Linked DNA regions of Mus musculus: region 2 is linked to region 1. A link is a loop called in an ENCODE intact Hi-C map of the cell type or tissue named here. Cell type or tissue: heart. All regions are shown on one strand. Links, peaks and the distances in the headings refer to the core of each region. The heading gives the core; the rest is flanking DNA.

Region 1 (15,937 bases), core at 2,850-10,849:
ACTACTCCAAAAGGTCAGTGTAGAGATTCCCACTCACGAGGCATGGACAGGAAAAGAATCCTCAGGTTATTCTCCTGCGCACTGTGGTCTAAGCACTAAGTTGCACTGACAGTCCTATTTCTAACCTGTCTGTCTTCACTTTTCCTCCATGAGCCACTGATAGGTAAAGCTGTAAAACTAAAGTCTGGGCTGGGGTGTAGCTCAATGATAGAGCACCTGCTTAGCATGTGCAAAGCCTTGAATTTGATCACCAGGAAAACAAACAAACAAAAACTTCTCTGAGAAATCAAATCTATGTTTATCTTTCCTTGTGTTTATCATCCATTTAAAACACAGACCACACCATTGCACTAGGTAAAGTGAGGATGGCATACTAGTCAATACCTGCTTTCCATTCCTGCAGTTTATGCCCCATCTTACAATTAGTACAGAGCAGCTAGTAGTCCCCAGATCCATTATGCTGTGCCACATTTCAGTGCCTCTTTATATAATATTACCTCTTGGTAAAATTCACTTGAGACAAATTCCATACACTTTGTGTTACTAAAACGAGCCTGTTCACATACCTACTGTAGCTGATAGGTCTCACTGCTTGCTTGCAAGGTACCAAGCACCATGACAGGTCTTAATTACTAAAACTGTGAATAAAAACCCATGGTCCATATGGAAAGCAACTTAAAGGCTATTGTTGGTATTAGTGAAAAACACGTAAATATGTAAATGGATTTACAGTTATATCGTGAACATAAAGGAAGAGCAGATGGCAGTCCACAGAAAGAAGAATTTCAAGAAAAAAATGCCAAGTATGAAGGCTCTCAAGTACAAAAGAGCTTTGACAATTCAAAAACTGGAAAAAGACCAGTGTGTGGCCAACACAGAGTAATCAAGAACAAAACGAGGTTGGCTAGGCAACGGAAAACAGGTCATGTAAGGTCTTAGGGATTGTTAAGGAATACGCTTTGTATTCTAAATGCAAGTAGAAGCAATCAAAGGGTTTAAGCAGCAGTCACACACAATTTAATTTACATTCACAGACTATTATTTCCAGGCTCTGTGGAAAACAGATTTATTGGTAGGAGAAAGCTACAGTGGTAAGAAATGAATGACACGATCAGTTAGATACTAAACAAATTCAAGAAGGAGAGAGCTGACCTGCACAAAGGTGAGGGTGGACAGAAACGGGGGAAAGCATGTGGAGCCCTCAGCTGGATCTGACCATTAGAACCAAAGTGGGATAGCAGTGAAGAAGGGACATGAAGTAACCTAGGCTATGCAACATTAAACACTGATGCTTCTCCTTTCTGAGTGAGACATACTTTTAAAGTTATGTTTCTTATACATAAAAACAACCAAGTTATATATGTAACATAAGCAAGTCATAAATCGACAAAACAGTCCTCCATACACATTTGTTACATGCTGTGCAAATACAAAGTCCAACAAAGAGCAAGTCTGAAACACTAACACAGTCTGAATGAACAATTATGAAAACTGGACCCAGGAAAAGGCATACCTAACTGGAGTGTGTGGAGTAACCACGTTTGCCTCTTCATCAGGGTTGTTTTTTCGTGGCGTTCTCTCTGTTTCAAAACTAAATGATACGTAAAGTAACTCATACTGAAATTTACAATTTGTGTTTATGCACCAAAAAGCAGTTATTACTTAATAATCAATAACAATAATTAATTCCTGTTGTTGAGAGCATCACACGAATGTTCACTATATGGTAAGTACTATGAAATAAGTGCTGCCTGTATGATTTTTTTGTCACCACCGTTCTTCAGCATGGCTCTCCTTCATGGTTTACAGAAAATCGTGCACCAACCACAGGGCACAGCTTTCTGGAAAGTGGAAGCTGATTTCTGGCTGGTGGTGTTCATGGCTAAGCTTCGTGAGATCTTAAAACAATGCAGAACCCATTTTCCAGTGCGCTATGCTGTCCAAAGATTTCATTTCTACTTAGATAGAGCTAGAAACATTTTACTGTGTTTAACTTCTAAATTATATGTTTTAATTTCATAGTAAAGTAATTCTTCTTAAAGAGTCAAATTAGCTTTATATGTGAACAGTTAAAAACTGTAATTACTCTCAGCCATTTCCTATTTTAGAAATCTCTACATGGTAAGTCAAGAGGATATTTTCTTAAAATTGTTTGAAATATCAATTAAGCAACAGCATATAAAAAAGAATGGAATGAAAGAGGAAACTCTTGAGTAAACTAATTAATTCAACCATTTTCTTTTGGTACACATTTAAAACTTATCTAGATGACCAAACAAACAAACAAACACAAAATCAGAAAATTGGCTTAAGAAATACTTTACACTAAATCTCTGTTTGTTATTAATTGTATGTTTAAAGAACTACCTTTGCACTAGACAAAGACTTTTGAAAATAACCTGCTACAAAAGATGTTAAAAGATTTATAAGTTAGTGAAAATCTACATAACATATCTGAGTAATTATTAATCCAAATAAAAAGCATACCAATATATAAACATTATGTCATTGCAATACCTGTCTATAGGATCAGTCTGAAGTGTTTTATCATGATCCAAAAACAGTCTTGCATCTAAATCTTTGTTTTTAAGATAAACTTCTTCATAGCGTTTAGAAAGACTTTCAACCTCAAAAGAAAGAAATTGGCAGTTATTCCTTTTTGTGTTATGTCTTTTAGAATACATAAGTAGACTTCATTAAGGAACTTTTATACTATGTACATTTAATTTTAAAACATACTGAGTCCAGATTCAAAGTAAGATCGGTCTAGAACAGAACATTACACATAAACTTTATTTATTTATTTTTTTACTATTTTACATATACATTTCACTTATTAGAATTTTAGCTAGATGAGGGTCATCAATGGCACAAAATAGTGCTGAACACAAAAAAAGTCATCACAGGTTGACCATTTCCTACCCAACATGTTTAGAACCAAAAGCATTTAATATTTTAAATTTTTTAAAATTTTGTAATACTGGCATATAAAAATGAGATGTCTGAATGACAACATCTAAGTACAAAATAAAATTATGTCAGAAAGACATATTATTGTATGCAGAGTATGAAGGTAATTTTAGACAACCTTCTAAAATACTTTTGTGTTCTGAGTAGAACCTTTCACTTGTGGTCATATCAGTGTTAAAAAAAAAATAACAAATCATTAAGGGCTCTTACTATAACCATGATTTGCTGTGATTTTTCTCCCCCTTCCTTCTAGTGGTAGGGAAAAACCAAGAGTCCTGTACATACTAAACACACATTCCACTACTACTTGAGCCCTTTAGTGTTCCCTGCCTAGTTTGGTTTGTTGTTGTTCCAGTGCTGGGGACAGAACCCAGGATATTTGACATGTACTCTACCACTGACCCACATTCCCTTGCCCTTTCTGGGACTTTCAAATTCAATGCTTAATCTTGGGCTAGAGAGATGGCTCAGTGGTTAAGGGCACTGATTGCTCTGCTGAAGGTCCTGAGTTCAAATCCCAGCAACCACATGGTGGCTCACAACCATCTGTAATGGGATCTGATGCCCTCTTCTGGTGTGTCTGAAGTCAACTACAGTGTACTTACATATAATAAATAAATAAATCTTTTTAAAAAATGCTTAATCTTGAGGTAACAAAAACTGCATTATAAAGAAAAAAAGGTAGAAGAATGCAAATTGTGTGTTTTTTCCTACATAAATATACTGGGCAGAGTGGTGACTAATCCATGGCTAAGATTAGTCACCACTCCTGCCCTACCTTAGAGAAGCACAATCTGACTGACAATTATATGTGCAATACTGAAAATGTCGAGTTTCTCTTAAGGTACCCATTGAAACCAACCCTTTATTTAGGATACTCTGTAGAGTTGAGAACAGCGGGTTTCTAATGACTAAGGTAGGAATAAGACTATTAAAAGTCCAGGTCCCAGACAAGTGGTGCCGGCTCACGCCTTTAATCCCAGCACTTGGAAGGCAGAAGAAGGCAATCTCTGAGTTCACAGCCAGCCAGGTCTACAGAGTGAGCCATAGCTACATAGAGAGACCCTGTATCAAAAAACAAGGACAAAACAAACAAACAAACAAACGAAAGACAAAAAAGACCAGTCCCTTCTTGCTTTCCCAGGTCAGTAGTGGACCACTCTTCTATCAATCTTGTAAGAAACTTTGCAGTTTATTGAAGAGGTTCTACTACAACATACCACTGAGCCTTTGAAGTGACCAAATTCAGTCACTTGAAAAGCCATCTTGCATAGAGCATGCTCAGCTCAGAAATCACACCACCTTAAAACAGTGTTCCAGGAAATTCACCTGCCCCAGTTTGGATGGGAAAGTCCTCCGCAGGAAACAAGAACCCATACATACTTCCGTCAGACTCTTGGAGATTCTTTGTTATCTCTGGGTTTTCTGTTTGTTTGTTCTGCTTTTGTTTGGTGTGTTATTATTGTATATAGTTTTCATCATGTCTTTCAAGAGCATTAGTACTCTGGCCGTACAAACCCTCCCATACTCTTTCTTCCCTTCCCCAAGTCTTCTGCTGCTCTCCTGTCATAATGAACTTCAGGGTTTTCTGCATCTATGTAAAATCTAGAATCCACAGATTAGAGCAAACATAAGGTATTTGTTTTTCTCTGTGGTGATGCAATATTCTTAAACTATCTACTATATTCTAAGAGACTGGAATTTTTGCTGTACCTCACAGCCAAAGTTATTAATATACCTTGAGGCCACTTACAAATTAAGACTAAGATACTGTGTACTCAGACTGTTTGCTTAACCTACCTTTAAGACAACAATGTAACCAACCACCAACCTTACCTGCCTTGAATTTCCCACCTAATCAATTTTTACAACCTAAGGTAATGCATAGCTGCAATTTTAAATTGCATGCACTTCCGTGCCTCTGACCTAGATAATGCACGCATTTAATTTACTGAAAGCTGCAAAAGCAGGAGCTGAAGAAAACCTTCCTAAAATCCGTGACAACATTTCAAAACAACCCTTTATGGATACTGCTTGATTAAAAAAGAAAAAAGAAAAAAAAAAAAAGGTCTTTGTTATCCGGGTTGGCTGCAATCAGTTGGAGCCAGTGAATTAATCCCTTGCTTAAACTTCTAAAGATTTCTTTGAAGTATCCCATTCTTCCCCCATGCGATGTGTTCTATGCTGTTCAATAAACAGAACAAAGCTCTTTGTTGGGGAAAAACACTCTCACACAAACACACACAGCTCAAACAACAGACATACACAATCACAGACATTGAAACAGACAGACACAAGGACAGCCTTTAGGCAGGCACGGATTCAGATGCACAGTAGACAGTACAGAAGACACAATGAGTGTCAGGTAGAGAAGTCAAATCTGGACTCTTTCTTGGTTAAACAACTCCAAGAAGTACTTTTCTTTCTTTAATGTGACACTGTTGTATTATTGGTAACTCAGAATTAATCACTGATATGCTATAATCTGCACATTTCTGAGTTTATATTATTTTACTTAATATTATGATCTCAAGGTATATGCATTTTCCCATAAACAGCATAAATGCCTTCATTCTCCAAAGGCTTAAAAAACTCCGTGTATAAATATCATATTTTCTTTATCCATTTCCTGAAGAGACATCTAGACTGATTTTGTAAATTAGCTATTATAGCTAGAGCAGCAATAAGCGTGGCTATACAAGGATATTTATGGTATACTGTCATAACATCTCTGGAACATACACCCAGAAGGGATACAGGTGGGTCATTTAGTAGTCCTATTTTAGTTTTTTTCAGAACTTCATTATTGATTCCATCAAGACTAGACTAATTACATTCCCATTATATATATATGATATACAAAGATTGATAGCTTCCAAAGAATTCCTCTCATTCCATAGGCTGTTTGTTCATTCAATTTCATGCAGTGCCTTTTAGTTTCATTCGATTGCTGAGCAACTGTAATCTTTCATTTTTCTCAGAAGATAGTGTATCTACTTTAAAGCATTCTGCCTATGGTTTTCTGTAGCAGTGTTAGTTTCTGTTTACATTGAGAATGTTGATACAGCTATTTGACCTTCATGGGATGAGAACTAGGATCTAACTTCCGTCTTCTGCGTGCAGTTTCCCTAGGATGGCCTGGGAAGAAGCTGTGGGTTGTCATTTTGTTTCGGTTCTGGTGGCATTCCTTCCTTTGCTGGGTCATGGAATAGTGAGGAACGGTGTTGAAGTCAGCAGTGAGTCCACCTGGACCTGAGCTTTTCTAGTGAAGAGACTCATTACCTTCCCAATATCACTCTAACAGTTCTGTTTATATACTCTTGCTCTACTTTTCTAAGCCATGTATATCCTGAAATTTATCCACTTTTTTTCCTAGAGTTTCCATTTTACTTGAATATTAGGTGTGTTTGTTTGTTTGTTTGTTTGTTTGTTTGTTTGTTTTTTCCGAGACAGGGTTTCTCTGTATGGCCCTGGCTGTCCTGGAACTCACTCTGTGGACCAGGCTGGCCTTGAACTCAGAAATCCACCTGCCTCTGCCTCCCAAGTGCTGGGATTAAAGGCATGTGCCACCACTGCCTGGCTTGAATATTAGTTTTGAATGGTGCTCTAATGATCCTGTTTTTCATTGGTATTTGTTTCCTTTTCAACACCTAATTTTATTAAGTTTTGGGTCTTTCTTCTGGTCCATTTGGCTCAAGGTTTATCAATCTTGCTTATCTTTTCAAAGAATAAACTCTTCATTTCACGGAGGTTTTGTTTTGTTAGGGAGGGGAAGAGGGAGGGAGCACATAGGCTAGCCTCTAACTTAAACGTCTGCCTCCCCCACTAGCACTTTTTTTTTTAGTTATCCATTCCATTCGTTTACACCTCAAATGATATCCCACTTCCCATTTTCCCCTTCACCACACCCCCATCCCACATCTGCCCTCTTCCCTCCCTCCCACTAGCACTTTTAAGGACAGTGAATGAAGGCTCATCTCTGTACCACGTGACCTAGCACAGCACTTGCACACATTGAACACATAACAAGCATTAAGTAAACTCCTAAATAGAATTACCAAGCCAGGTAAAAGAACCAGCTGTCCAGCTTTCTAATTCTGTGTCTTCTGACAAACTATGGTAACTTATACATCTGAATGTACATCTTTACAACCTTTGTCACCACAGAAAAGCTGTCTTTACAGCTCTACTCAGCTTAGTTTTCCTTGAGAAATAAACAACTGACATATAGTAAATTGATTTTAAGAATTGTAAACAATTATTCCATTCCCCCAAAGTCTCAAACAAACCATACTAGTTTTAACTGAATTTTTTTTCAAATTACCTCTGGAAGTCCATTAGATGATACAATTCCAAGTGAATTTATAAAAGGGATAAAATTTTTGAAATAAACATTTTTCACCTGAAAAATACAACATTTGAATATATAAATCTAAAATTATCCAGTAATATGATGATATAATTTAAAACAAAATAAAATCTAGTCCTAGTAACCCTCACATTAGCAGTGCTACCTGCCACTTACATTGCATTCAAAGTAATGATACTAACTTATAACTGATTCGATCGTTTACTTTTTAATAATGATTTCATAAAACAGAGTTTAAGTGGAAAACTGTTAATGAAATGGGATTAATGGCATGAGGAGACATTGAAACCAACATTTTAAAATGACATTTATAAAACATATTTAGATTACTGGTTGCTCTACAAGTGCAATGTGCTATAGAATTTTTAACCAATTGCTTTTCTTAATCTAACTTTTTTTCCCACTTCTTTTTTCTAACAAATAAGAATTAACACAGGAATTAAGTCTAGGAAGCACTCACTATTTTTGTTTCCTAATTTGTTCACACTTACCTAAGATATTTAGTAATCAATTATTAAAATTAGCCACTAGTTATATATCCACAAATGCTATCAAGTATCAATTAAAATATTAGTTTTTATTAGCTATGCTTGAATATTAAATATGTAAAGATTCTAAATTCTAAGAATAAATTCCTTAAGGTGAAAAACGTATTTATTCTAATATGCAAAATAAAATTAATTTTAAGTAATTACAAAAAGCCAGGGAAATAGAAAATGTATTTACTACTATTTGTTCCCTTATGACTAAACAGCAGGATTGAGACAGAGCTACTTGTACGACATTTGTCAGCTTATTTGCATGCGTAACTTGTGACCGTAGAAAGAGGGAAAGTGAACACCTGGGTTACTATGTAAATGCAATACACCTATACAGATACAGAAATTCATAAATTAGCAAGAAGCACCGTGGTAGAGCACAGCTGGAAATGGCTCTAGCACTGCTTTAGTCAGTACTGGAAACAGGGGCTTACTCCTTCCCAGAGTTGTCAGAATTCCAAAGATGCAACACTTCACACATCTGATGACGAATTACAGACAAAATTTCAATAAGTAAACTGTGAGAGAAAGAATGTACTGGATGAACAGAGCCTGGGAGACATGTCCTAAACGCTATCAAAGGTTCAGCGAGTGATGAGCAACCAGTGTCTGGTACATGCCTGCTCATTACTACAGGGACGTGGGTACATTACCTGTAAAAGTCCTTTCAATGCCTAGATTCTTGAAGAAAATAATTACTATATGTGTTTAAGTTCTCCCCAGCAGTTATTAACAGCTGATATTGTATTTGGAAAGAGTCATAAAATACTAAACAGAAAATGAATGCTAGATGACTTTAGCTTTAGGGAAGTGAGAAACTGAGGTTTCTTGGCAGGGTGTTTGAAAACACTATGGATACTAGTAAATTCAATGGACTAGAAGAATAATGCATTTGAAAACTATCATCTTCATGCTACAATCCAGTGAGGACAGAAGGGAGCTATTCTCTTTAAAAGCAAAGTAAGAACGTATGAAACTGTTTTTTTCCCAGAATTTTGTTCCTATGTAATAGAAGTGGTCCTACTTAAAAAAAGAAAGTATGCTCACAAGAAGTATATATTGACAGGCAGACTTAGCATATATATCTACTTCAGCTGTTTTAAATAAAGTGTAAGAGAAATTACCTCATCTATATTACACTCGTGTTCTTTACAGAGAACCTCGATAATCCTCGTATCATTTTCTAGTTGTTTTGCTATCCGAGCGCTCCTGTTCTGACCTCTTCTGGGTGTTCGAGGTGAACCATTAATGGGGATTGCAGCTGTTTCTGTAAAAATGGTAAATTAGAATAAAAACAATTGTGTATTCCACATTGACCATTAATGAAATTGGGCTGTGGATGTAACTGAGCTGGTAGAGTAACTTGCCTAGAAAAGCATGAAACCCTGGGTTCATTGCCAGCACCACATAGTCCAGCAGTGCTGGTATAGACCTGTAATCCCAGCATTTGGGAGGTGGAGGAAGAATCAAAATTCAGTACCACCACTGTCTACACAGCGATGTCAAAGCCAGCCTAGGCCACATGAGGTCCTATTTCCAAAATAATTAAAGTTAGATAAATTATAAAATAATGCTACACTGTAATTATAACTAAGATGTCTGAAATAATCCTGGTAGAATTTTATTCTGCTTATTATGGTTTACTATATAACAATTTTAACTTATCAATTCATGATTATTGGGACACTCTTGTTCTGCAGTGCTGGCAATCAAATCCAGGGTCTTTATGCACGCTACACAAATCTCTATCACTGAGCCACAGACTGCCCTTGAATATCTGTTGTGATGTATACGCTGCTACAAATTTTTGCAACTCACATTTTTCTTTTACTCCCAATCTCATTCCCCCAAAGCTACATCCCATAAACCCAGAGAAAGACTGACAAAAAATTATTTATGTTACTTGTAAGTGTATTTTACTCAGGATGTATGAGCAAAAATATTTCCTAGGCTGCTGAGATTGCTCAGTGGCAGAGACACTTGATATCAAGGTTGACAACCTAGTTCAATCCCTGGAACCCATTCACTGGAGTAAAGAACTGACTCCTGGAATCTGTCCTTTAATTTTTACACACAGGCCCAGACATAATCCTCCCACTTGTGCTGTAGGGGACTGGAGAAATGGCTCGGTGGTTAGGAATACTGGCTGCTCTGTTGGAGTACCCAGGATTAATTGCCAGAATCCATAATTATCTGTTTAGTTCCAGGGGATAGGATGCCCTCTTCTGGCCTCATAGGCACCAGGCAAGCATGCATGCTGGCAAAACACCAGTACATATGTTTAAAAACAAACAAACAAACAAAAAACAGATCTAATATAAAATGTAAGTACATAGCAAGAGGAATCCATGAATAAAGGCCACTGCCACCCATGTCTGATGCCCTGAGTTTGATCTCTGTGACTCACACAAACAGAAAAACAGAGAACTGACTAAAAAGTTGTCCTCTGACCTCTACTTGTACTCAGCCACACGACACATACCCCCTCACACACAAATAATATCAATAAAAATAAAATTCCAAAGTGTGATCTTTAAAAAAAATAAATAAAAGATAAACATAATATGACAAATTGTGATTTTCTTAAATAACCTGTATTATTTTGAACGTTGCTGACCAACTACTTAGTAGACTCAGCTATTAAGAAGATTACAGGTGATTAAGTATGGTCTAGCCACTCTAGAAATCAGTGTGGAGAATACTCAAAAGCTAAAACACATCTACCATTATTACCCAGCTCTCTAATTGAACTTAAGACCCACTCAACAATAAGGAAACCATGCCTGGTACTTGAAACCTAGCCAACTACCTAAGGGCTAGTGATGTTACAGATACTGGAGGAGAACCTGCAACCCCCACTTTATTAGACCAGTATAATTCCTAGTAACAATCTATAAACATTTGTCCTTATACCACAGATAAGTACTCTTCACTCCTTATCAAGGAAACTTCTCTGTATCACAGATGGAGACCTTTACAGAAAATCACAACCAATCAAAAATGCAGGGCTGTGAAGCCCAGTCCCGATGGACAAACCTACAAAACTCTAGAGTCCTTACGGCTTAAGGGCCCTTGCAGACAAAGGGACAGAAGGCTGCAAGAGACAGAACAGGAAAGCTACATGTCCTAGAAGCACAATATGTTGAATAATTCTCAAAATTTTCCAGGTTATGTTTTCCCAGGAAGTCACTGTTCACAGAGATGAATTAGGCTTCACCATTTCATCCTCTTCAACAGTACCTTTAGACTTGATGTCTTGATCTGCTATCTACTAATAGCACTTCTATCATTCCAGCAGCTAGGAATCGGCTTGTCCCTAGTTTAGTTTATATTTCTATAGTATAAAAGTGATTCAAAGTCCTATTCTTGTGGTGACAAAAAGAAACATTTCTATTCCAAGAAACTGATTTATTTACACTTAGATTTGTTTAATGTTATCTAACTAGATCAGCAATAGTTACTTTTTTTTCTTTTATTGGATATTTTCTTTATTTACATTTCAAATGTTATCCCTTTTCCTGGTTTCCCTTCCGGAAACCCCCTATCCCATCCCCTCTCCCCTTGCTTCTATGAGGTGCTCCCTCACCCACCGTCTCACCCACTCCCACCTCCCCACACTGGCATTCCCTTACACTGGGTCATGGAGCCCTCATAGGACCTCCCACACTGTGAGCTAAAACAACCTCTTCTTTCAGTAAGTTCATCTCATTGGATTCTGTCACAGAAAACCAGAGCTGAGAACAAAGGCCGAGTCCACACCTGATAATGTTTCATCATCCTTCAGTTTAAGGACCACACCAGTCCTATAGACAGTCAGTACGGAACTGCTGAAGAAAAGGAGAGGAGCGCTGTATTGTTTACAATACTTACTGTATGGCTCTCTGAGTAGTGCAGGAGGTGAGAACTTAATAAAATAGTCAACTACACACAACATTAGCTGAAATGAGATTACCAGGTCATCTTCCATCTGTAATACTTCTCCTAAAATAAAAAAGATGCACATTTAAAATTTTTTAACTATATTTATCTATTATTTCTTTAGCTACCTGTATGTGCATGCACATATGTTTGTAAGCACATGCATGTATGTATGCATGTACCACAATGCACATGTGGTAACCAGAGAACAACCTGCAGGAGCCGGTGCTCTTTTACTCCGTGGGTCCCATGACAAACTCGGGTTGCCAGGCTGATGGCAGGTGCCTTACATGCAAAGCCATTTCACTGGCCTCAAGAGTCCCACTTTAAAGAAAAGTTAGAGACTGGTACCTTTAAATTAGATAAAAAAAATGTGGGTAGTAATATATTCATATGCTCATTCATTTGCTAATCGCTACAGCCACAATAAAGACTTTTCTCTTTTTTATAAAAACAAAATAAAAGTGAGATTTAAAACATAAATGAAGTTACAAAATTAGGTAGTATTAATCTACCCTCTGGATTTTAAGATTAAGGATTATAATGATTATTCTTTTTTTTAAAGTGATTTATTTATTTATTTAATGTATATGAGTACACTACTGCTCTATTCAGACACACCAGAAGAGGGCATCAGATACCAATAACAGATAGTTGTGAGCCACCATGTGGTTGCTGGAAATTGAACTCAGAACCTTCGGAAGAGCAGTCGGGTGCTCTTACCCACTGAGACATCTCACCAGCCCCTAGTCAGTGTTCTTAACTGCTGAGCCATCTCTCCAACCCCCAATAATTAATTCTTATTAAAATCAACTGGCACTGTTTTTTGTAAAATTTACTTCCTATCTTGGTATGACTTGCAAAACTCACATTTTCCAGAAACCATGCTGAAGCACAATGCATGCTTGTCTTTTATTTAAAATACTTATAAAATATCTCATATGCTCAGTTTAACCCCCTATAAAATATTACAGTAGCCAAAACCATCAAGAAACAACAAACTCAGAATATAACATCCTAACAGTTTATGCTATATATATATATATATATACATATATATATATATATATATATATACACACACACACACACACACACACACAAAACTACAAGGCTTATAAAATAAATGCATGATAGGTATTTATATACAAACATAAATTATTTAAAAATATAAGTGCATATTTTCTTGTGGCTCTTTCTCTCTCTCCCCCTCTCTCTCATTCCCTTGCTCTTTTTTTTTTTAAAGACAGAAGTGTAGGGGCCAGAGAGATTGCTCATGGTTAATAGCACTTGCTGTTCTTGCAGCTGATCCAGGTTAGCCTAACTAGGTTAGGCTCCTAGTACCAAGTGTCTGTTATTCCTATATCAGGAAATCTAATGCCGTCTCTGGCCTCCCTCCACAGGTACCTGGCATAATACAGATACATATATGCAAGCAAAACACTCATACACATAGAAGATAAAAATAAATACATTTTAAAATAAAGGAAAAGCTTGACTGATTCACTTTCTCTCTTCTGGGTACCTGCTAAGCTTGTAATAATGACAATTAATATTGAAACTGCCAAATATGTGAGAAAATTAATAACCCAGCATCAGGTAGGTGTTTTAAGTCCATATGATATGGTACAAAAGAATGTTTGCAATGAATTCAGTAAAGAAATATTACAGGAGTGTAGACAGCAAAGAAAAAAATCAATGATATGAAAATGTCACTATAAACTCATTTGTATGTTACCTAAAAGGTAAGCTAGTGAAGAAACAGGGATGAGATTGCTATCAGGTGTTTCCCAGTACGAATCGCAAAGGCGCAAAGCCGGGAGAAACAGCCTCTCCCCTGGTAAACAACCTTCTGAAAGGAAGGCGCACATTAGCCAGGGGCCAGGAGAGGCAGTACCAGCCTGCAACGATGCAGCAGAATGCTCAGCTTTCCACCTTCTGACTTGCAGGGAGAAGTCATTGCTACAGAAGGTAAAAGGAACCAGTGCTGCCTGGGAAAAGAGGGGAGGATAAAGTTTGTCCTACAAAGACTCAGAACTGCAAAGGCTCCTGGCATTCCAGATAAATTCTCTAGTCTCACCCTTACCTTCTGCAAGGTAGTATAATACCTGTTTATAACACACTGCAATTCTTTTTTTTTTGCGGGGGTGGTGGGGGGGTGGTGGGTTCTTTCAGACGGTTTCTCTGTGTAGCCCTGGCTGTCCTGGAATTCACTCTGTAGACCTGACTGGCCTTGAACTCAGAAATCCGCCTGTCTCTGCCTCCCGAGTGCTGGGATTAAAGCCGTGCGCCATCACTGCCCAGCTTCACACTGCAATTCTATAGGGAATACAAACTAACTACATGTTAAGTGCAAAATGAATGAAGGGAGGGCCTCTCAAACTACCTCAGAGAAAACCAGTAAGATGAAGGGGAAAAGCACACTCAAAAGAAAAAGTAAAATCACAAAAGGGGACAAAATCAGAGAACCTAATAGGAAGAGACTATCTAATAAGCAAAGAGACAAACAAAGCCGGCGCTCCTGCATTCTAGTGAAGTCCCAGTGCCTGGGACGTCAGACAGGAAAACCATCAGCTCAAAGGTAGCCTGAGCTACATGCCAAGTACTTGCTTTGAAACAAACCAACAAACAAACAAACAAGGGAGCTCACTGATCTCAATTTATATAAAAACACGGTGTCAGATGAACTAAGACAGAACTAGGATAACAAAATTAGTTTAGCTCAAAACAGACAAAAAGACAAGATGAATAGAACCTGTATGTAATACAAAGTTGAGGGAGTAGCTCAGTGGCATAATATTTGCTTGACACTCATGAACCTTCAGTTCAATTTCCAGCATTGCAAAAAAAAAAAAGATTTAAAATCATTAAAATGACAGAAAAATATGAAGAACAAAACAACCTGATATCATGTTCAGAGAAGACATACTGAATAAAATAATGTCTTAAAATACAACATTATTAAGATGTCTCAGAAATGAAAAACAGAATTGTTTGTTTTAAAATAAGTATTCCAAGACAAATGAATGCAGTATGATACAAATCAACAGATATCCTAGTAAAGATATTAAACCTCAAACTTAATATTCATTTACTTTTATTTCTACATATGAGCATTTTTGCCTGTATGTTTGTCTGCGCCCATGAAGGCCAAAGGAGGGTAACAGATGCCCTGGACTGGAGACTGTGCGCTGCCATGTGGATTGAAAGCAGGACTCTGGTGCAAGTTTTAACTTTAGCTACTTTAACTAGTCACTAAAGATGGCTTTATCTACTGTGTCATCACTTCAGACTTAAATCTCACGTTTCAGAAAGAACTCATCAAGTACTCAGCAACTAAATGACAGCAGGGACGCTACTCGAGCCTCAGATTTCCTAATTAAGGGACAAATGACTCAAGAACAGGACACACAGTCAAGTTGTCTTTCAGGGATAAATGCTGTGGACACTTGCCATTAACATGACAAGCATTTGGAAGATGACATGAAAAGACCTAGTTTTTAAAATTCCACAGGTTGGAGAGGTGGCTCAGCAGGCAAAAGTGCTTTCCACCAAGCCTGAGATGCACGCACGCGCATACACACACACACACACACACACACACACACACACACACAGAGTAAGTAAATAAATGTACAAGATAATGTTAAATCCTTGATGGTACAATCCAGATAGCTAAGAAATAAATCAAACTCAAAAACTCAGAAACAGAGACGCTGTAATAAAGTAGTTACAATGGGCACAGAATGCACTTATACACAGAACTGACAGTAAAGGCATATAGTAACTATAATTACAGATGAATAAATGTTATAGTCTTCAGAAATGAAATGAAGACAAGAGAATGCAGTGGTCAGAAAGTGGGAAGGCAGGGAGGATGATGCTCCAAGAGCGATTACTATCACTGTTTTCAAGGTAGATTGGTGTGCAGTGTTGCAGACTTCCCTCTCCCTTGTCTCCGGCTGTACCACCCTCCACATGCCCGATCTCAGCTGCTCTCAGCTGCTAAGGGGAAAGGTCTGGCTGGTATTGGGTAGAAGAACTCCCTCCTCTCTAAGGGGACCGTGATGGGATCCTGTTGTTTTCCCTCAGCACGGTATCCTGGAATCTCGTCTTTACTGACTAATCATCATAGCTTATT
Region 2 (15,937 bases), core at 5,001-13,000, 99 kb before region 1:
GGGTCTTTCACAGGGCAGTCATAATAGTTCCCTTTTTGTGAGTGCTCCCTAGCCTCAGTAATAGTGTCAGGCCTTGGGACCTCCCCTTGAGCTGGATTGCACTTTGGGCCTGTCGTTGGACCTTTTTCCTCAGTCTCCTCTCCATTTCCATCCCTGTAATTCCTTCAATTATGGGTCAGAGATGAGACTATGGGATGACAACCCCATCCCTCACTTGATGTCCTGTAAGTTCTCTCTCCCTACTGTCAGGCATTTCATCAACGCTCCCTCCCTCTGAGTCCTGGGAATAACATGGTCAATCTTATATAACCTATATAGATCTGTAAAAGGAGACTTTTTAAGTTAAGAGTTTGAAAATAGGACCTTTGACTCCTTAAATGGGGAACAGGAGAGATAGTGGAGGCTGATAGTTCATTGCTGAACTGGTGTAGTTTCCAAAGAGATCAATGAGAACGGAAGGGATGGCTTAAGACTGTAACTATAACAACGCCTTAGACCGCCAGCCAGCCAGCCAGTAGACACTTTGTACCCTGCCTGAGCAGTGTTGCTAAAGGTCACATGGAGGCAGTAAGGACAGAAAGGTGACTCACCAGCCCTTCCCCAGGGTGCTTCTGCACTCACCTTAGCATCTCCAAATAGACTGGCTTGGACTGCCCTGCTTTCTCTGATGAAGAATGAGAGCACATCTTTCCACTGGCTCACTCTGGAGCAGACTGTGGGCCACTAAAGTGGAGGAGAGAACAGGAAGCAGAGAAGCAATGAAGGGGAGGATGGGGTGCCCGTAGCTTCCGGGCTCTGAGCATCCTGCCCAGCATCCTTGACAGAAACCCTGGGGTTTCTCCTGTGCACTTGTGCGCTTGCTGGTGTCCACACAAGTGTACTTGGTAATGCAGGATGGATATTCTGAAAGGACCATCCTGCTCTCTGTAGTTTCCCAGCATTGTCCTTCTGAGCTTACACAGCGTCAGGCAGGCCTCGGTCGCAGGCCTGTGGCAAGAAAGAAATGTGTAATCTGCTAGGACTTGTTCCATACCTCCCTGCCCTTCCCAGTGGCTAAGGCTCATTCATGGGTCATGACTTTCTTCTTACTCTTCTGGGGCTCCTTCCAGCGAAGCCTAATTAGGGAGGGATTGTATGGGTGGGGCAGGAGGTGAGTCTATAGTTGTTAGTGCCTGTTCATAGAGAAAGAAAAATAAAACCTATGTACACTGGATTCTCTGCTCAACCAAACGAGACGCTTTTAAAAGGTTTGGCACGTGTGTCCTTAAGTTGATCCCATAAAGGCATATTATAATTCATTATAATGTAAAATTAGCCAAGCCTTGAATTTTTGATAATTCTGTGGCCTCTTGAGGTCTTTAGTAGTCCACTGGGTGGTTACAGAACCATGTAATTCCATCTGGGAATTAGATTCTTAGTCTTTCTGTCTCATAGAATGCTAGTGAGAGTTGAGATGTCTGAGTGCTTAACAAAACAAAGCAGCAGCAACAACCCCCCCCCCTTTTATTAGCTGCTTAGCTCTCTGTATGTGGAGTTCACTGCAGCACGGCTTCAGCCATGCAGTACGGCAGGGCCAGAGTGTTCAGGGCTCTCATTGCAGGGCCGAGTCTGACTCCTCCTTGGCTGTTCATCCAGGTTACCCTGAAGATGGGGCTTAGCTGAAGCAGTGTCCTGCCCTGGGTCCTCCCAGCTAGCTCCCAGCTGTCTGTCATGCACATTATCCTTAGAACACTGTCTTCTTACCTCACCTCCTTGTCCAGAGCTCTCTCCCACTTACCTGTCACATCAGCTCAACACTGCGCTCATGGGCCTTTGTTGTAAGAGACAGCATGGTTCCTAGCAAAGCCCATGGCTTACTTGCCCCTACACTGAGTTGTCTGTTCCAGATAGAAGCTCCTATCAGTGCCTCTTTCCTGTCTTACTATGCCTCTCTGCCTGTAGCTTGGCTATAGGTTTTCCTCTGCCTCACAGGCTCTGTGCTCCTCTGACAAATCCAAAGTCTGTCAGTCCCAGTAGCTCCCAGGTCTGCTGTCTTACCCAGCAGAGCTGGTAGACTGCTATACTCTCATTTGCTGCTTCTCTCCAGGTGGAAGCCGAGCTCCCAGTCTGGCCCCTGCAGCACCTGTTTGAATAATGTTAGTCATGGAACAAGCTGCCCTTGATGCCTCAGTCTTTGGGACTACCTCATTTCATTGCCTCTGGGACAGTGGCTGCTTGGTAGCCTGTACCCTGTCTATAAGTTATGCATTTTTCTCTCCCTACCTTGAGTTTTTTTTTTCCCCTTAAAAATACAATAAAGCCAGGCAGTGGTGGCACATGCCTTTAAACCCAGCACTTGGGAGGCAGAGGCGGAGGCGGAGGCAGAGACAGGCAGGTTTCTGAGTTCAAAGCCAGCCTGGTCTACAGAGTAAGTTCCAGGACAACCAGGGCTACACAGAGAAACCCTGTCTCAAAAAAACCAAACCAAACCAAAATAATAAAACTGATAATAAGAGTATAAATGATATGGCTTATACAGACTACTTTTGCCTCAGAGCTAGTGTTGTGCCCAAACCAGGATGCTCTGATGACCGCCACTGAGGCCCTTATGTCTTCTGTGAGGTGGGAGCAGTGGGCACATTTTCCTTCTAGTAGATGGATTTTATTGGCTGTTTCCATATCTGCTGAAAAGCATATACTTAGAAAACCAGATCGTTTGGGCCATTTTCTCATTGTGCAGGGCCATTCCACAGAGCACCAGCTGTGGGAGTCAGTTCCTTGATCCAACCACACAAACGTTAGGAGAGATTAGACAAGGTCTGCCAACCCAAGTGCATGACCCAAATACAATCTTGTGTAAGAGGCATTTCACTAAAAGCTGTGCAGCGATGAGTTAACCAAACTGCCAGACGTCCTGGCTTTGCCCTGACCCATGAGGCTAAAAGTCAAAGTGGAATCTTTTATGCTACATTTCCAGTCATGGATCTGAAAACGAGTTATTTATCCAACCTCAGGGATCAGGATTAGTCCACTAGCCACACTTCCCAAACAGGCCTATTGAAATCGCGTGACACTGAAGTTCCCTGTTTTAATCCTTACACAGAAAGGGTCACTCAGCTGGTCACTCATTTCCCTGCGGTTTCGTTGAACCGACTGACAGTCTCTGTTTCTGCTTATTTCTTTCATTCCTTCTGTTTACACCCTTCTTTGGCTTAGCCCACTTCATCTTGTGGCATGAGATTGCCCAATTATAGACGTGAAGAGAGAGAGCAGGAAGTTCTGATTTGCAGGAGCAGCATAGAGTGGAGGCCCTGCTGTGCTGATTGCTGTACCAGACACTGTGCCCAGCACATATGGGGATCCACTCAGTATATCGCATCCTTTTAGTGTGCAGAAGGCCAGGAGCCAGCAGGGTAAGGCATCCTCTTGGCATGCAGGAGGCCTGGAATCCCTTCAGTAGATTCTGTCAGCATGCAGAAGTCCCAGGGTTGCTCTCTGGCATTAAAACAACAAACTATTGAGTTCATTGTACAGAGCAGAAGCCAGGGTGACTTTTCAGCCCTCTCCTTGTAAAGTACCTGATGGTTTGGTTTTGGTGACAGGGACAAGCCCAGGGCAGTTTTCCTGCTGAGCTAGTTTATGTATAGAACCCCATCCTACCTTGAGATTTTATGCATTGACCCAGGTAAGATGATCCATGTCTTTATCTAGTTAGTAATGCTTTTAAGGGTTAAACATTGCATGTTTGTTTGTTTGTTTGTTTGTTTGTTTTTCTAGACAGGGTTTCTCTGTGTAGCCCTGTGTAGTCCTGAAACTCACTCTGTAGACCAGGCTGGCCTCGAACTCAGAAATCTGCCTGCCTCTGCCTCCCAAGTGCTGGGATTAAAGGCATGCGCCACCACGCCCAGCTTAAACATTGCATTTTTAACTCAAAGTAAGATGGCATATATTTTTAAGACCTACTGGTAATCAATAGATCCTCATGTTATAAATGCCACCAAAGTATGGTTCCAGCATTTGGTGGCTGAAAGTTTAGGAAGTGAGTTGTCCAAGTCTTGCTTTGTTCTTTCTGTTCCTTGGGCCTATCCACCTCTGTCAGCTAGTTAGTCGGCACAGTCTGAGTCAAGTGCACTCGGGGAAGGAGAGGCCAGCTCTTGTCCTCCTGTTAATGTGCCTCTGTGGCATTTGCTTGTGAATTTAGAATCATAGAGATTGCAGCCTGTCACTCTGCCCACACATCTGCTGCCAAGACACAAGGTGGGCACGTGTACATGTGGGGCCAGTGCCGGGGCCAGTCGGTGATCCTTCCACACCACACTCACTTCTGCTGCACCGATGACGTGTTTGCCTGCTTCGCCACCCCGGCTGTCACCTGGCGCCTTCTCTCCGTGGGTAAGCTTGTCCTTTCCCTCTTGGGACAGTTCTGAGAACGAGGAAGAGGAAGGTACTTTTGCTGTGCGACCTTAGGACTTGGGTACAGGATCTAATGAACCTCTTTCTGGGAGCCCTTGGGGAGGGGAACTAAAACTATTGGAAACTAACACAATACTAATTAGAGGTAATTTGATTTGATTGCTTTCAATCTGAAAGCTGTCTTTCAGATAAAAAATATATCTAGAAACAGTCTAGACATTCGGACATCTTAAATCTGATTCAGTTAGTGAAACAGTTGGGAACATTTTTGGCTTTGGCAAGTTTACAATGAATGTTCAAAGGCGTGAATCCATACCCAGAGGCAAAAGCCTTGTATAGCTGTCAGTTGTTTGGGGGATTCAGCATTTCTGGAATGCCCAGCGAGTAGGGGCCTCCTCCTTGCCGTCATGTTCAACTATGACTGAACCCAGAAGCACTGTGTTGCTTTCCCTTAGAACCTGACGACCACCTCACTGTGGCCGAGTCTCTGAAGAGGGAGTTTGACAACCCTGACACTGCAGACCTCAAGTTTCTGGTTGATGGAAAATACATTTATGCTCACAAAGTCCTTCTCAAAATTAGGTAAGAGTGGGCCTCTGTGGGCAAGAGTGTCTAATGATCCCTGGGACCCAGATGGTGGGTAGGCAGATAGAGCTGGCTCCCATTCATGTCCTCTACATGCCTGCTGTTGTGGGTGTATGTCACACTAAATAGATGTTTAAAATAATTCGTAAGAGCTGGTCTCTTTTGAGGAGTGAAATTAATTCATTTATCAATCACTTCAGATATCCTGACTCTTGAGTAAGGGAACTGTGCCAGACACTTGAGTAATTAAGAGGCAGCTCTGATGAGGCTGTTTGTGCCCTTAAAGCACACAGTGTCAATGGGGTAGGAGTGGGGGAATGAGACAAGATGTGGAAGGCAAGGTGGGCCACAAGTACTGGGTTTGTTCAGGGAATAAGCCATGGAAGTTCTGGCTGTAGCTTAGTGCTGAATAAATAAGTTTTGCCCTTGGAACAGAGCCAGATGCTCTGATTTAACTTTACTGCCTGGGGCCTGAACACAGCCCTGCAGACAGCCCTGCAGACAGCCCTGAACACAGCACTGCAGACAGCCCTGAACACAGCCCTGCAGACAGCCCTGAACACAGCCCTGCAGGCAGCCCTGAACACAGCCCTGCAGACAGCCCTGAACACAGCCCTGCAGACAGTCTTGAACACAGCCCTGAACACAGCCTTGCAGACAGTCCTGAACACAGCACTGCAGATAGCTCTGAACACAGCCCTGCAGATAGCCCTGCAGACAGCCCTGAACACAGCCCTGTAGATAGCCCTGCAGACAGCCCTGAACACAGGCCTGCAGACAGCCCTGCAGATAGCCCTGAACACAGGTCTGCAGACAGCCCTGAACACAGCCCTGCAGACAGCCCTACAGACAGTCCTGAACACAGCTGGATTCGGATACAGCCATGCTGGAGAAAAAAAAAAGTGGTTTTTCCAGACCAAGAAGGACCTGGGTGATGCCAACACAAAAATGTTTTAAATCACACTTCTTACATTTACATTTATAAATGTAAATAAATTACATTTATTTATGTGAGCAGTGCATGATATTCACCTTATCTTTGTTCCATGTCACAGTCTATGAAGCCACCACCCTACCTTCAGATAGAAAAATCTGTCCTTCCCCAAAGATCCTAAGTCCCATACTGAGCAGCCAATGATTTTTTCCTTTCATACACACTACGCATGTTCTAGAAGCTCATATGTATGAAATTATATAGCATCTCTTCTTTCCTGCCTGCCTCTTTCCTTCCTAACATGATGATCTGGGACTGTGTTGCCACTGTGTCAAAGATATTGAAACCCTCTTTCCGTGACTCAGAAACCCAATATGGTATTTTGGTCTCAAGTTCCCATTCTGAAAGGTCACATAGTGCCACCTGGTTCACTCTCACCACGGAGCCTCTACTTTCACGAAGGAAATGGGGGTTTAGTTTACTGTGACAGAGCAAACACTGAACACGCTCAGCCTACACCATGACAACGCACTTTATCATATGAGCAGTATGGTGTTTTCTCTGAGGCAGGGAGAAGAACCAGGCCTACACTTGAGCTTGTGGTGGTCTGTGGCAATCTTCCTCTTTCTGAGGCATGACACGTAGCATTCTCCGAGTCTGCCTGTGTCCCAGGCTTCTCCTTTGTCTGATTGCCTTGGGGTCTACCACAGTGACTTGGCTTATGATGATTTTTGTAAAGAGCCTGTCTTCACATAAGTTCACATTGTCGGTTACTAGGAACTTTTAGGGACATAATTCAGACAGAATGGAGTAAAGAGACATAATTAATCAGTTATAAAAACAATACTTATCAGTAAAGACAGTGTGAGAAGGAGGCCAGAGATCCCCCGTCTCCCCCAGTCCAGCAGGCTGCATTGTAAAGTCAGCTGCTGGGCCGCCCACAGCAGCAGCAGTAGGCTGCAATGTAGAGTCAGATGCCTGGGCCACCTGCAGCAGCAGCAGCAGCAGCAGCAGCAGGCTGCATTTGCAGTCTTGCCGATTAGGCAATTGAAAAGCAAGGAGCCAAGGCAATGACAAGGTTTTTGGCAGTGTTCTGTGCCTGTACGAAAATGCCTGAGATAAGTAACTGACATAAAGGTTATTTGCTTACTTGGTGCGGCTGAACTGTAACTCCAGCTTGAAAGCTTACCCTGGCTTGGGGTTGATTTGGAGGTTTTGTTTGGGGCCTCCTGAAAAGCACCATATCTTGGTGGGAACTGCCTACTGGAACCACCCTACTACTGTCACAAATCAGGGGTCAAAGAGGAGCTTGGTCTCCATAAGTCCCCTTCAGTGCATTGCCCCAGTGATAGACCCCACACTAAGTTCCCTTCTCTAACCCTACCTCTTAAAGGTTCTACCACCTCCTATTATTGCTACCCTGGGACCAAGTTTTGACAGACTAGCAAACAGGAAAGGTATACAGCTTCAAGAGAAAGTCCTCAGGTAGTCCCTTGACTCCAGTCTAGAACCTGGGCTATGATCTTCCTTTCTTCTTTCAGGTGTGAACATTTTCGTTCTTCATTAGAAGACAGTGAAGACGATATTGTAGAAATGAGCGAGTTTTCGTATCCTGTGTTCCGAGCTTTCCTGGAGTATCTATACACAGATAACATCAGCCTATCTCCTGAGGAGGCAGTAGGTAATCATCAGAGACCTTACCACCAAGTTGGCAAATGTTGAATAATTAGGAAGGTGGCTTCTTTCCAGGCCAGGAGACAGACACTGCGATGTTTGCAGGAGCTCTTCTGGTGATGTTGAGCCTGCGCTTTTCTCTTTTTGGTCCTTGGATGTAGCATTTGCCTTTTCTCAGACTCTGCCACTGAGCTACACCCTCAGGCCCAGAACGCAGACTTCCCTTGTCACTACTACATATGAAGGTTGAGTGGGTAGCTCTAGTAAGAGGTCAACATCGATCACCACTGGAGCATCACAGGCAAGCATGGAAGGAAGGGCAGATGGCGAATCTTGTCTGTGAATGCAGAGCCCTAGAAGATCTCTTTGTCATTGCCCCAGAGTAGATCAAGGCCATGTCTGCTACACTCGGCTGTGAAAGTGGGCATTTTAGGTAACTCAGTTAAACATTTCACAATCTGAAATCTATTATATAGGTAATAGATTTTTTTTTTCATTTGGAGAAATCAATGAATAAGAATGTGAGGGTTGAAGACCAGGTCATGCCCAGGGAAAATAGCCTAGCCAAGAGAACAAAAGAAGAGCCACTGATTAAAGAGAAAAGAAACATTAGCAAGTAACAGAGTGCCCGGGGTCAGAGCATGTATGTCCCCACAGTACACTCTGGGTGAGTATTGAATAAGAGGACTCCAGATCAGTCTTTGAATTTGGCACAGTGAAGCCCATTTATGTGTGGGAAGACTCAACCGTGGGGCAGCTTCAGACAGTGGCAAGTGAGAGCGACAGCTAATGAGACTGCTCTCTGAGAGACTGCTCTCCAGGAGTGATGCTGAAGCGAAGCGGGGCAGAAAGATGGGTTGGAGGACAGGAGGCAGATGTGCCCACGACAGGGGATTCCTTTGTGTTATCTGGTGCTGGAACTGAAGGCAGGCTTGGCCTGCTGAGCTTGTGCACTGTGTCACTGCCCACTCCCAACCCAACCGGCTTTCTTTTTAATTCCGTGACAACATGTGTGCTGGTGGGCGTGGCCTCCAAAGATTCTGCTGACCCAGGAGAGGGGAATTCAGAGAAACACAAACCTGTTTCATTTCTAGGAAAAATTATTCAAGCCATTCTGATGTTAACTCCTATCCGTTGTCAGTGTCAGCTCAGCTCAGCTGTCTTCCCGGGGTGCTGTGAAGGCGGCTTCAGAGTTGCAGAGCTCATTTTGCCCGACGGATGGAAGCCCTTCACAGCCCTCTGAGCACTGCACCTCAATGGTCAGGCGCTCAGAGCGCACCCACAATACATTCTCCTTTCCATCAGGGTTGCTAGATCTGGCTACATTTTACAGTGAGACTCGGTTGAAAAAGCTCTGTCAACAAACTATCAAGCAAGGAATCTGTGAGGAGAATGCTATTGCTCTGCTCTCTGCTGCTGTCAAGTATGATGCCCAGGTAAGAAAAGCATCTTCCAGTGAGCCACTAAAAGTAACGTGTAGCTAGATGAAAATGGAACATACAGAAATAAAGTCTTAGAGAACTTATGTGACTATAATGGCATCAAACGTGTCTCAGGAACATTAGAAGAAGACACTGTGAAAGGCCAGGAGACCTAATTTCCAGTGATTAAAATCTTTCTACATCAAGCATGAAATGACTCTCAGGCCGAGCCTCACAGTGTGAGTTCAGGACCCACATATGGAAGGAGAGAACTGTCTCCAAATTGTCCCCGAGCTCCATACATGTGCTGTGACATGCACCATGGACAAGCTCCATACATGTGCTGTGACATGCACCATGGACAAGCTCCATACATGTGCTGTGACATGCACCATGGACAAGCACACACACACACATAAATTCACAAGTAAGTTAAATGACACATTGAGAAAATGTTTTCATAACATACAATAAAGCAAGTTCTTCATAGAAAAAAATGAAAAGAAAATATGGGCAGTTTGACTGGGAGAAAAATGAACCAAAGAACGAATGGCAAACATAATGAATGAGAGAAGCAGGAGATGATTCTGTCCTTAAAGAGCACATACTCGCACGGGGCGATCAGACGTGGTTTGTATTTCCTTCTCCTTGCTCTCTTCCTGAACTTTCTGCAGTGGCTGTGAATTGTCACGATAAAGAAAGGAAAGAGCCTTAATTTAGAGCTGAATCAGTAGGAAACAGGCCATAGCTGCTTGGAGTCAGCTTCCTCTTGGCATAGGATAGCCTCCCTCCCCACTGACTTTAAAAAATAGATTAGTGAGGGAGACTGGTAAAGACGGAGTGCCCTTTTCCTTTTTGGTAAACAGTAACATGCTTATGTAGGGGATTCTAAGTCTGCGGAGGAAACAATGCAGGGAGCAGACTATATGACTGTTCTGTCCATGGGCCTGGCTGCCCCCAGCACCCCAGGGCAGAGCTCAGTCCGCCTTCCTTTACTTTCTATTAAAAACTTTGTTTTGTGGTTCTACACATTGAATTTTAGACCTTTGTACTAGCCAGGCAAGAGCTGACCTCTGAGCTAGATCCCCAGCTGTCTTGTTTATTTTGAGGCAGATCTCACTAGTCCAGGTTTAACCTTGAACACTTTGTAGCCCAGACAGGTTTCCAACTTGCCATTTTCTTGCCCTTGGGCTCTTAAGTGTCTTGAAAAATAGGCCTGAACCACTAGGCCTAACTTGTATATATTTTTAAATTCTTAAAACTTGTATTTTTAAATACTTGAAGTTTCATTTTTCATTCAGTATTTAAACAAAACCAAAACACCATGCAACTGTATCCACATGGAGTAGGCTGGCTGGTAGTAGGGAATGTCCAGTGAGGTGGCTGTGTCCACCAGTAGGTGGTAAGGGTAGCCCCACCCAGGTCGTTGGCTATAGGAATGTTGAAAAGTGCTTGGATTCTAACTATACTTGATGTCTTAGATGTGGGATGGGGATGGGGAAGGCTAGATTAACGTTCATGTCAAGAATTTTGGGCTGCGTAACTGAAGAGATGAACAGTCTTACTGTGTGATGGAGCGTGGCAAGGAGCACCCAGTCAGTCGGCTAGGGCGACTAGGAGCAGCATTTTAGGAGACACACTAGGAATCTGGTCTCAAGGGTCTGTGAAGCATGCAGAAAAGACATCAGTGAGCCAGTCTGAAGTGTAGAGAGAAGTGTCCTGAGAGCTGTAAGAGGACACTAGCAAAGGACTCTACAGAAGTACCATGGGAAAGCCACTTTTAATGTTGAATGAAAAGTGAAATTTCAAATATTTAGAAATACACAATTCAGGACAGGTGTTTCAGGAGTTGAGAAAAATCCTTAAATACGCTGAAGCTCTAGTGAGTCAGGTTGCATGCTGTGATCCAGTACGAAAGCTACATTGTTGCAGTAGAGCCCTGCGGAAAGGCCTGAGAGAATGGAAGCGAGGAACTGGCAATGGGGGAGCCAGAAACAGCTTTTCCTGGTAATTTTACTTACAGATTTAATGGGAAACAGATTGAAGGGCCGGCTGAGATAATCAATGCATGTTTGTGTAAACAGGACAACAGCTTGAAAAGCAAGCTGATAGGGACAGTTGCTAGTGCAGGTCCTCAAATAGGTGGGGCAGTGTGACCTAATGGTAGAGCCAGGAGGTAGGCCTTATATTAATCATGGACCATTCACTATGATACCCAAAGAGGAATGTCCACAGGTTTCTAGCAAGAGGCAGAAGTGAGGGGAAGGGCTTTATGGAGCCTCTCTGAGTAAAGCAGGAGGCCCATTCGCTCGCATAGTCAGGGTAAGAGGAAGTATTGGATGACGTATGAGTCATGTTCCAGAAGGATGAACAGGGAACAGAACTAAGAGCTCTTATTAAAAGGTGGCTGTGTAAAACAATTGCATTTAAGTAGAGAAAGTGTTAGAAAAATAATAAAGAGCTTGTCTTATACAGTCAGAATTCTCTGGGAGGTCAGTTCTACTCTATATCAATTTATTTAATCCCATGAACTCTTTCTGAATTCCATTTTAAAAATAATTATGGGAAATTCCCAGTCCAAAAACCAAAGGAGGATAGACCTAAGTGGTAGTTTCTTAGGAACATTTGGTTTCCCAGTCATTATCAATTCTCCTGACTCTGGATCTCTAAGACACTGAAGTGCTCATGTCCCCACCTCCTTAGCATCAGTCCTGGTGTGGGTGGGCATCCCTCCAACATTCTGTAGAACTCAACCTAAGCGGTGCCACTCTGTCATGTATACTTTCTTATGCTGTCTGCTACTGAGTGGCTCTCAGGGTATTTGGCATTTATCCAGACAGCACATTCTTGTTGTCATGCAGGGACATGACTATTCCGTTTTGTCTTCAAGAGCTCATGTGGGGCAGAAATGTCCCACTGCCACTGAGACTCCAGCAGCCTGCCAGTCTGTTATGGGATGGCATGATTACATTTCCCTTGTGTAGCTAGTTTTCTTTCTCACAGGGGAAATCTCCTATGGGTTCGTGTACATGTTGGCATGGCTGTTTATTTTTCTGCATTCATCTTCAGCATTTGCTAGAGTTTACATACATGTATTTAGAGGAAAGACTGTAATAGGCAATGGACATGTATAATTTCTTGGGAACTGTTGGGAGCTTTATATTTTATAAATAGCTTCAACAACAGAGACAGAATTTTAAACTTTGAATATGAACAGGTGGTGGTACCTTTGTGCTGAGTCAGACCATACCTGGGTGTAGAACACTCCCTTAGAAAGCCTACTCTGCCCGAGGATTTAAGCCAATTCCTCAGCACTGATTTTATATAAATACATGTATTTGTATTGATACATATGTAATTCTGTAAAAATTACTTTGGCTCTGGAGACTGAACCCAGAGCTTCACCTGTACTAAGCACACAGTCTACTGCTTAGTTACTCCTAGTTAAGATTATCAAAGGTGAATGTGATGAAGTCCACCCATCCCACCCATTGTCCTGCAGAGAAAAATAAGGATGTTAATGACCCAGGCTTACTGGCATTAGCAGTTGTCATGTTGTCCTTTTGTCTATAAACTCTTCACAGGCAGAAGCATTTAAAAACACAGGGGAGGGCAGTGCTGTGAACAAGCATTGAAAGGGGAGGAAGGAATGACTGGAAAAGGTGCTGGAGGATGCCTAGCTTAGGTTCCTCTTTTGGAGGAAAAGGCTAGGCGTTTGGCCTGGCTGCATTGGACTCTTGTGTTATGTACACTTTCAGAAACATGGACTAATTGTTAATAATTGCTGTAGCTGTATCACGCTAACATTCCCTCCTTCTGGTCATCTGATCCTTTTTCTGAGAGAAATTCTCTTGCCTTGTTGGGCTGCACTGGGAATATAAACTCATCAAGCTGTTGTTATTGTTCCTAGGACTTAGAAGAGTTCTGCTTCAGGTTCTGCATCAACCATCTGACTGTAGTAACACAAACGTCAGGCTTTGCAGAAATGGACCACGATCTTCTAAAGAACTTTATCAGCAAAGCCAGCAGAGTTGGAGCCTTTAAGAACTGATCCTGAATGTGGAAAAGAATGCTTAAGCCTTCCCATTTCACCCCAGCAAAGATAAATAAATAAATGAATAAATAGTAATTACCAAAAAAAGCCATTGACGAACAACTTCTCTGTAACTAACAGTGTTGATGAGAACTACATCTGGCCAGATTCTTGTCTTCTGTCAAAAGGCTGTAGTCAGTTCTCTCTATCTGCCTACCCCGAGATTTACAGTAGCAGGCACTGAGGGCTCCAACTGGGTATGATATACCACATAGAAGCTGAAAGTGTACCAGTGCCACTCTTGTGGGGAGTCTCCCTCTCCCAGCACGTGCCAACTGTAAATAGCTTTGTGGGTAGGTTGGTGGGGACTGTGTTCACCTCCTTTCTCTGACCAGGGATCTGTCTGGTATGAGCTTGTACAGGTCTCTTACATGCTGTCAGTCTCTGATTTCATACCTGTGTGTCCTGTTCTTTCAGGGTAGGCCCAATGCTTATGAGTAACTCGCTAACAGCTTTCTTGGCTCTGTTTTGTGTGTGTGTGTGTGTGTGTGTGCTTTTTGTTTTGTTGTCACTTTTGTTGGCTAGTTGTCTTTTTTGGAAAGTTGGGAGGTTTTGGAAGAGGTTGAAGTTGAGAAAGAAGAAGTATCATCTAAAAAATAAACATTATAGTTACCATTTCTTCCTTTGAGTCACCTATGGTAGATATCTGTGGGGAATTGATAGTTTGCTAATCTGGAGAAATGGTTCAGTATTCAGCTGGCTGATACATAGTTATACAAGGAATGCTGTCATGCCCACATTTTTAGCCTCTAACATAGTACCTTATATATAAAAGGCACTCAGTTAATTCACTGTCCATCATAAGGGTGCCCCAAGAACAGCTAGAAGGTTGGAAAAGGAATAAACAAAATTAGAAGTCTGTAATTACTGATATTCATATTCTTTTAGTTTGTAATTCTGAGAAACAGTAGCTAATTTAGAGCATATTAGCATTCATAAAATGCCTTAGCAACTACGTTGTCAAAGGCCCAAGGGCTACTTTTGATTTTCTACTTTCTGCATTAACTTCTCATAATGGCATTGTTGAAAATAAAACATTAACTTTGAATGTTACTTCTGGAATCCTATGCCTTATGTAATTGCATAAAGCCCTTTGCTTTTCTTTATATTGAGGGTCTCTCTATATAAGATTGATTATAGGTTTTTCTTGTAGCTAGCTTTGGTTTCTTAACCAGGCACTAGTAAATACTAGATAGAAAGGAACACATTTCATGGGTAGCATTGTGATGGAGAAATGAGTTTCTAGACCAAAACAAGCCATTGTGTAGCAAAAGAGAAACAAACTGAACAAAATGTAGCACTGGATTCCACCAAGTGTCTCACAATATGATACTATGTTAAGGAAATCTTTTTGAAAATAGAAATCTTATTCTCATGTATAATTATTTGATAATAAAGAACTTGATAGAACAAACTGCCTTCTTAAATTGTTGAGTAACAAAATCAAAGTATCAAACTTTTGTCTCACAGGTGGATAAAAATCCCTTTTATGATCTGTACTTATTAAAAGCAGATATTCAGATGTCTTATAGCAAAGTTGACTCTAAGATATAAATGGTTCCTATTTTTTAAAGGCCAGTTATTAATTTTATTGCCTTGGTGTTTATTGGTAAAATTACAGTATTAAGAGTTCTCCACAGTCACAGAACTTAGGAATGAGTCAATCTCTCCCTCCATCCCCTCTCTCCATAGATATGGAAGGAAGGATGGATGGATGGATGGATGGATGGATGGATGGATGGATTGAAGTGGTAACTTTAGGGTTCTTTGGAAAGTCAGTTGGATAGTGTTCTGCTGGGGCAAACACATAAAGGAACATTTAGCTGAAATGGACACAAGTGAAAGGCTAAGGCAGACTCCTGAAGGAATGTTTAGCTGAAGCAAACACGGGAGAAAGGATGTTCTGCTAAGGCAAACATGAAAGGACACATGAAGGATTCGTCACTAACAAGCATGTATTGGTATTGGTCCTCCTTACATTTTGTAGTTGAGCTGCATTTGTCAGGACTCCATGTGCACCAAAAAAAAAAAAAAAAAAAACCAAAAAACAAACAAACAAACAAAAAAAACATCAGGTGATGTGCTGCTACTTTTGTTGCCACTTCCTCAGACTTGGGCTGATTGACAGAGTGATGTCAGCTGAGATAGACACATGTACTGAGGCAAGACATGCAGAAGATACGTGATGTTTGGAGGGATTATAAAAAGGACTTTACAGACAGTGGAGGAAGCTGAGCTTGGCTTGCTTATAGAGTGCTTGCTGTGCAATGCTTGTTAGTCTCCAGTCTTCGCTGATCTTTGATTCCCTGAGAGAGGCATAACCAAGAACAACTCCTGGCATTCCTGCTGGTCTCTCCTGCTGCTGACTCATGCCAAGGCTGAGCCCTGGTTGTCTCTGCTAGGTAGTGCCACAGCTACTGATTCTTCTTTGCTATCCTGACTCTATTGAACTGGACTGCTGGTGTATCCATGAAGTGTCTGCAAGTGGATCTAGCTGCCGCTGCTAACCTGTGAACTAAAGTGCTGATTTCCAGATAACACAGATGGGAGTTGCTCCAAAGAACCAATTCTAAACAGGTCCACCTCCCCTGTATCCTTTCTTTTCTACTACCTTTGGTGAGTCACAGTGAACTACAAGAGAGGTTAAGGTGTTTAAGAACCTTCATTAGAAATAGGTTTTGAAAAAAATTAAAGATAGATACTTAGGGGATTTACTGAAATAGCTTATAGGCTGCAGTCTAGCCAATCCAACAATGGCTAGCTGTGAATGGAAAGTCCAAGAATCTAGTAGTTGCTCAGTCCCACAAGGCTGGATGTCTTAGCTGGTCTTCTGTATAT

What was found. A loop is a pair of places that touch in the nucleus more often than their neighbours do. Peaks named below come from ENCODE experiments on the same cell type or tissue, not always from the same donor. Only the 100,000 strongest peaks of a DNase experiment are listed, where the experiment ranks them.
Region 2: a loop joins it to region 1, with 1.9 times the contacts of the local background. A loop is called at or near these places in 3 of 42 quality-filtered maps.

What each region holds. Positions count from the first base shown.
Region 1 is chr14:73,271,120-73,287,056 of GRCm38, forward strand. Rb1 (RB transcriptional corepressor 1) reads right to left here. Exons shown (of 27, transcript NM_009029.3): 7 at 11,749-11,859; 8 at 9,003-9,145; 9 at 7,295-7,372; 10 at 2,518-2,627; 11 at 1,514-1,591. Among named protein-coding and RNA genes, the nearest start is that of Lpar6, 41 kb to the left of the region's middle. In heart, for the core only: a CTCF peak has its summit at 10,111 (motif pointing left); no DNase peak of the experiment used is centred there.
Region 2 is chr14:73,169,543-73,185,479 of GRCm38, forward strand. Rcbtb2 (regulator of chromosome condensation (RCC1) and BTB (POZ) domain containing protein 2) reads left to right here. Exons shown (of 15, transcript NM_001170694.1): 11 at 4,181-4,371; 12 at 4,848-4,974; 13 at 7,453-7,592; 14 at 8,891-9,021; 15 at 12,917-14,513. The coding sequence ends at 13,057. Among named protein-coding and RNA genes, the nearest start is that of Gm52109, 11 kb to the left of the region's middle. In heart, for the core only: no CTCF peak of the experiment used is centred there; a DNase peak (open chromatin) is centred at 9,759; H3K27ac peaks cover 1,080 bases.